2 separate regions of the Homo sapiens genome follow, and region 2 is linked to region 1. A link is a contact called in ENCODE Hi-C data. All regions are on one chromosome and are shown on one strand. The core of a region is the stretch at or near the end of the contact, and the rest is flanking DNA. Distances in the headings are between cores, read along the strand shown.

Region 1 (3,010 bases), core at 138-2,637:
AGTCTGGGCCCAGCCTACTGCAGATCCCTGGCTCTCAGTCCTTACGCGAGCTCTCAAAGTACCTTAATTTACAAGCATCAGTCTTTCAAAATCATTTTTTCTCCAATGCTAAAAGCTCAGCACCTATCTCCCCTTCTCTGGTGGTCAGAATACTATTAATAACCAAATGAACACTTTCACCAACTTTTCTTTTCCCCTCCACTACAAAAGTCTATACCAAACCTATCTCTGATAAACCTCAAACCATGAGAGCATTTATTCGCCTATCTGACACCCACTTAGAGTTTAACTTGCCTTTGCATCCCCAGATTCCAACAGAGTGCCTTGCATGTGCTCATTCATTCAAAGACACTTACAGGACGGGAGCGGTGGCTCACACCTGTAATCCCAGCACTTTGGGAGGCCGAGGCAGGAGGATCGCTTGAAGTCAGGAGTTCGAGACTAGCGTGGCCAACATGGTGAAACCCAGTCTCTACTAAAAGTACAAAAGTTAGCCTGGCATGGTGGCGCACACCTGTAATCCCAGCTACTCGGGAGGCTGAGGCAGGAGAATCGCTTGAACCCGGGAAGCGGAAGTTGCAGTGAGCTGAGATCGCGCCACTGCACTCCAGCCCAACTCGCGCAACACCTTCTTAAATGCTGAAGGAAAACTCCATTCAAGAGAACGCAGGCAAAAGCCCAAAGTGATCATAATCCAGCGTCCAGCTTTAAGTCATCCGTGGCTCACCCAAACTCCCAACCCACTCCTCGCCGCCCCATCCCTCGCAAAAAGCTAAATTTCCAATATCTAAATGCTAGGTGGTTACTGATCACCAACGGTGACCGCACGTGGGACACCACCCAAGCTGGCCAAGTGTAAGGAAAAGACCACCACCCGACTTCCCAAAGCAGTCTTCAAAGCCCCCCTCATCTTCGTTGACCATGGGTACCCCGAGGGCAGTAAGGTCCAGGCTGAAGTGGCGGGGGCAGGATTCAAGCCGGAGGCAGGCCATGCCCACAGCCGTGACCTTCTGAAGGCGCTTAACCCTGTCACCCGAAAACCCCTGGTAGGGAGCGTGGTGCGGAGCCCGGGGAGGCTAGGTCCTGGGGCGGGGAGAAGGGTGGCGAGCACAGGCAGGACCCGGTCCCTGCCGGCACCCACGACCCCGGGGGACCCTGGCGCCGCAGCTTGCCTGGAGAAAGGGCCTGGGCACTCACCCGGCCACGGGCCCGGCGCGAGCGGCGGGCAGATAGGAGGCGGCATGCAGCCGGCCCGGGCCGCCAGGGAGGAGGCGCAGGGAGAGCGGGAGGCGCGGGGCCGCCCCGGCACGCAGCAACCAACGCGCGGATCTCAGCAGGGCTGCCATTGCTCGAACGTCCCCGCAGCGGGAAGCACGCTCCGCCAGAAGGACAGGAGGAGCATGTGACCGCAGGGTAGCCTGGCGCGGCAGAGACCAACTGCCGGGCGTGCCAAATGTGGGGGGAGCGACGGATTGTTTTAGGTTGGAAGATGGAAAACCGCACTTCTCCGAGGACAGAAGACCCAATGTAATATTTACATAAACGATGTTGCTTGATTCATTATCGAAGCTTTTCTTTTCCGTCTTCCGTCTCCGATCTGGGCATCGTGTTCATTCGCTGCACCCCTGCACTCCTCTGTTGGTAGAGCCGCAAGAGGTCAACTCCTCCCAGGTTGGCGCAGAGGCTTGTGGGAGGCCAACTAGTAAAAATACCGAGAACTCTCGAGGAGAGCCGACTATGAAGATCCCAGGACGTGGGAAGGTTTCCCCCGCCCCCGAGTGCAGATGTTGCTGCTAACGTTCAGCCCTGACGCCATGTCCAATAGGAACGGCCCTTCACTCTCAGAAACGCGGGCCGGAGAAACCGTGGAGGTCTTTTGCACCTTGCCGTTTGCCTCCCAGGTTCAACATGATAGGATGTGGATTATCAGGGCCTGGGAACAGTGTAAAGGAACGCGCAGGTCCCCACCCTAAGCGCGTACGCGGGGCCTCGCTTTAGAAAATAAATGAATTCTACCAAAAATCCTATAGTTTTAAAGCTGGAATTGAACTGACTCTCTTCCCCAACCCTCCACCCCTACCGCGCCTCTCCCTTCAGTAAATGCACATATACATGTGAGAAGTAAAAGAACAATGTAATTAAGAGTCTCCAGCCAAATATGGGGAGAAAACTGGCAAGTTAAACCCATCGCTGGCGAAGTGGCTCACGCCTGTAATCCCATCACTTTGGAAGGCCGAGGCGGGTGGATCACCTGAGGTCAGGAGTTGGAGACCAGCCTGGCCAACATGGTGAAACCCCATCTGTACTAAAAATACAAAAAATTAGCCGGGCGTGGTGGCGGGCGCCTGTAATCTCAGCTACTCGGGAGGCTGAGGCAGGAGAATTGCTTGAACCCGAGAGGTGGAGGTTGCAGTGAGCCAAGATGGCGCCATTGCACTCCAGCCTGGGTGACACAGCGAGACTCTGTCTAAAACAAAACAAAAAAACCACGTCGCTGCCTTCACAGGGCTTACAGACTGGATCGGTTCCCTGTGCACACGTGGGAAGCTGAGAACAGCCTTCCACTCCCTCTACACCTGCCTGTCCCCTACCTATCACGAGGCAAACGCGGCGGGTATTTCCTCTGGAAGCCCTCCCACGGTCATTTCCGAAGTGACTGTTTATCCCACTGGACTCCTTATCAGTTAATCCCACGAACTCCTTATCAGTAGGGACTGTGATCTCTTATTGTAGGCCATACACCTACCCAGTGCCAGACACACAGTAGGTCTCATTAAATATGTGTTAAATTAATGTCTATTTTGAGATGACCTAGCTCACCTCTCCTTTGAGAGATGAGGGAACGAAGACACCCGCTCCAAGCCCCCAAAAGAAACAAGGTGAATTGATTGACTCTGGGTTATATTACTGAGCACTGGGAATACAAGTTATTCACCTATTCAACACGTATTTATTGAATACATATCCAGTGCCATACACTATTTGAAATCCTAGGAATACAGCAGAGAAC
Region 2 (3,010 bases), core at 280-2,779, 2.9 Mb after region 1:
CCAGCAGCTAGTAGCAGCTTCTCCCTCAAGGGGCCCTTGGTTAAGAATTCAAACCCAAAGCAGCCAAACTCACCAACATCCAGACATCCTGTACCCACAGCCAATGCCAAAGAAAAACTGACCAGTACTTTGTCACTTACCCCTGTCATGGTCCTGGAATGAAGGCAAGAAAATAACCAACTTCCTAAGCTAAAGAAACCTCTACACGGACTGAGGGTTGAGAATTGGTTCTGAAAAAGCAGGCATTTAATATTAATAACTTGATCTATTTGTTCATCTAGGGAGCCCAAGGAGCACCCATGCTGCATTTATACATTTAATGACCGTACTAACAGCACAAGGTACTGAAGATAGTACTATGACCTCGACAAACTCCTCTCACACAGATTACAACCTGGTAGAAAAGAGAGACCGGCAGGCAGACACCCATGGGGTACCACGAAATCCCCAACTGACACCTGAAATAACACATAAAGGATAAGAAGGATTATTTCAACCAAAGGACAGTGCCTCAGACATAGCGAACATACTGAAGGAACATGTAAGCCCAGAAGGAACTTGTTCTGATCTAAGAACCAAAAAAGATTCAGTATGGTTGAAGACACAGTACAGTCGAGACAAATGAATCTAAAGTTAAAGGAAGACAGGTCATGAAGGGCTTTGCAAGCCCCGTTCAAGAGCTTGGAAGAGCAATGAGAATCCACCAAAGGGTGATAAGGGAATGGGGGGACGCTTCTGGTCACATGATCAGATTTCTGTTTTAAGACCATGGCTGTAGCCTCTCTGTATAGAACAAACTACAGAGGATGAAGAAGAGATGCAGGGATCATCAGGAAGACACCGAGGTAGTCCAGAGAAGAAAAGGTGGCCTGAACTAGGTAGGGCAGGGGGATGGGACTGGAGAATGAACGTATCCAAGACAACTTTGCAAGGGATTCGATGTGGGTGGGTAAAGGAGTGAAGCAAGTGAGAATGATGCCCAATTCTGGCTTGGGCACCCGGGTGGATGGCCATGCCCAGAGAGGGAATACAACAGGAGATCAGCTTCCCCCGCCGGGCCCGACAGGACCTGTGGTCTCCCCGAGAGAGGGAACAAGGAGCAGAGGGAGAGTAAGGCTTCCGGCCCGCTGCTTTTGGGCCGGGCCAGGAGCAGTGTCCACCCGACACAGCTGGTCCCACAGGCCGATCCTCGGGCCCCTAGGGACCAGGGAAGGGGGCGGAGATCTGCCCAGTCGGCCCCGTCTGGCTCCAGAGCCCCCGGTGGGGCACAGGCTTCCGCCCCGGGAGACAGGCCGTGCTCCTAGCCGGTTAAGCGTCCCGAGACGGCCTGGGGGCCCAGCCCGCGCCCCCAGACTACTCCTGCCTCTCATCTTGAGCCCAAGCCTCCAGCCCACAGGAGAGGCGCCGGGATCCCGCCCGCTGCGGAGAGTGCGCTAGTTCACTCACCCTTACGGTCTCCGAAGCAGACGCGAAGCCCTCCAACGTGAGCCTCACCAGCCCCCGTCCCCAAAACGCTCTTCCTCGGCTTCGCCCCGCCCCCCCCCCCCCCCCGACCTGCCCTGCGCACGCGCGCTCCCTGCCGCCCGCCCATTGGCGCCGCCGGGCCCCTCCCGCTGGCGGCGGCGGGCTGTGAGGACGGCTCGCGTGAGTCCACGTGTAATCGGCCCGGGCCCAGCACTGGCGGGACTGACGCAGTTCTTCTACCTGCTTTCCCAAGGGCGACACTCGGCTCCACTCCAGTTGGGCCGCTGGACGCCCTAGGGGCCCGGCAGTTGCTAGGCAACGCCGGAAGCCCTCAGGAACGTAGTTCCACGGGCGACGTAGGATGGCGGATCCGGATGGGGCGGACCCCAAAGCTGGCTCCCAACTCCGCTCACCCCCTCCTATACAGGGCTCTTGGTTCAGGTCTCTTGGTTCGTCCTGCTGCAAGTTGGGAAGAAAGATAATAGGAATGCTAATTCCTTCTTGATGAAACGACCACAACACGCTGGAGCCGGCCTTGGACCCTACGTTTCAAGATTGGCCTGCTTCCAGCGTCTGCCAGCTCCACTGCACAAGCTGCGGCAGCCGCTGTCCCCGTTCGCTTCCACGGGAGTCCCAGCAAGACTATGCGACCCAGTTCAAATACCATCTTCCATGTACCGTTCGTGAAATCAGCAGCTTTTGACATTCAAGAGAGGACAGATTACTTAAAAACAGACTCATGAACAAATAGGGAAACGAATACATCATCCCTGTATCGAATTCATCCCTGTATAATCCTGCCCTTACACCTGTGCTCCTATACAAGATTAACATTCAGTAAGTATCCATTGACCTGATGGATAAATGAGTGTAGGACGGTCGTTTTGTTTTTTTGTTTTGTTTTGTTTTGTTTTGAGACGGAGTCTCGCTCTGTCCCAGGCTGGAGTGCAGTGGTGGGATCTCGGCTCACTGCAACCTCCGCCTCCCAGGTTCAAGCTCTTCTCCTACCTCAGCCTCCCGAGTAGCTGGGATTACAGGCGCGTGCCACCTTGCCCGGCTAATTTTTGTATTTTTAGTAGAGACGGGGTTTCACCGTGTTGGCCAGGCTGGTCTCTAACTGCTGACCTCTTGATCCTCCCGCCTCAGCCTCCCAAAGTGCTGGGATTACAGGCGTGAGCCACCACTCCCGGCAGGACGGTCGTTTTTTTTAAAGCCCTTCTCCCATTTCTGTCCATAAAGGTACATAATCGTTTTTCAAATGAGCCTGGGTCCGGACAGGAAAGACAAAGAAAGTGGCTAAGTAGTTAGATGCCTTGAAAGTTGCCTAACGCCACTGCCATTGACGGTCTCATTCCTTTTCCCACCTTCATCTGAGATTGAAATCTGCCACCCCATCCCAGAGAAAAATCCCATAATCCCTAATTTTTTTTTCTTTTTTTAAAGAAAAGAGTCTCCATGGTGCCCAGCTCGTCTCGAACTCCTGGGTTCAAGCAATCCTCCCACCACCTCCGCCTCCCAAAGTGCTGGGATTACAGGGGTGAGCCAC

The links. A loop is a pair of places that touch in the nucleus more often than their neighbours do. Pooled maps may share reads with other maps.
Region 2: a map of CD8-positive, alpha-beta T cell shows a loop between it and region 1 (19-fold over the local background). The contact joins the promoter of MCFD2 here to the promoter of LRPPRC in region 1. A Hi-C loop is called at or near these places in 2 of 168 maps with a recorded cell type or tissue (CD4-positive, alpha-beta T cell and CD8-positive, alpha-beta T cell) and 6 of 50 pooled maps.

The regions. Positions count from the first base shown.
Region 1 is chr2:43,994,602-43,997,611 of GRCh38, forward strand. It overlaps LRPPRC (leucine rich pentatricopeptide repeat containing), which reads right to left and starts at 1,388. Exons shown (of 38, transcript NM_133259.4): 1 at 1,198-1,388. The coding sequence starts at 1,346. RefSeq lists enhancers at 939-1,590, 1,386-1,665 and a silencer at 966-1,285.
Region 2 is chr2:46,914,277-46,917,286 of GRCh38, forward strand. It overlaps MCFD2 (multiple coagulation factor deficiency 2, ER cargo receptor complex subunit), which reads right to left and starts at 1,530. Exons shown (of 4, transcript NM_139279.6): 1 at 1,447-1,530. It also overlaps a transcript of TTC7A not described here. RefSeq lists a silencer at 1,517-1,596 and an enhancer at 1,600-2,574.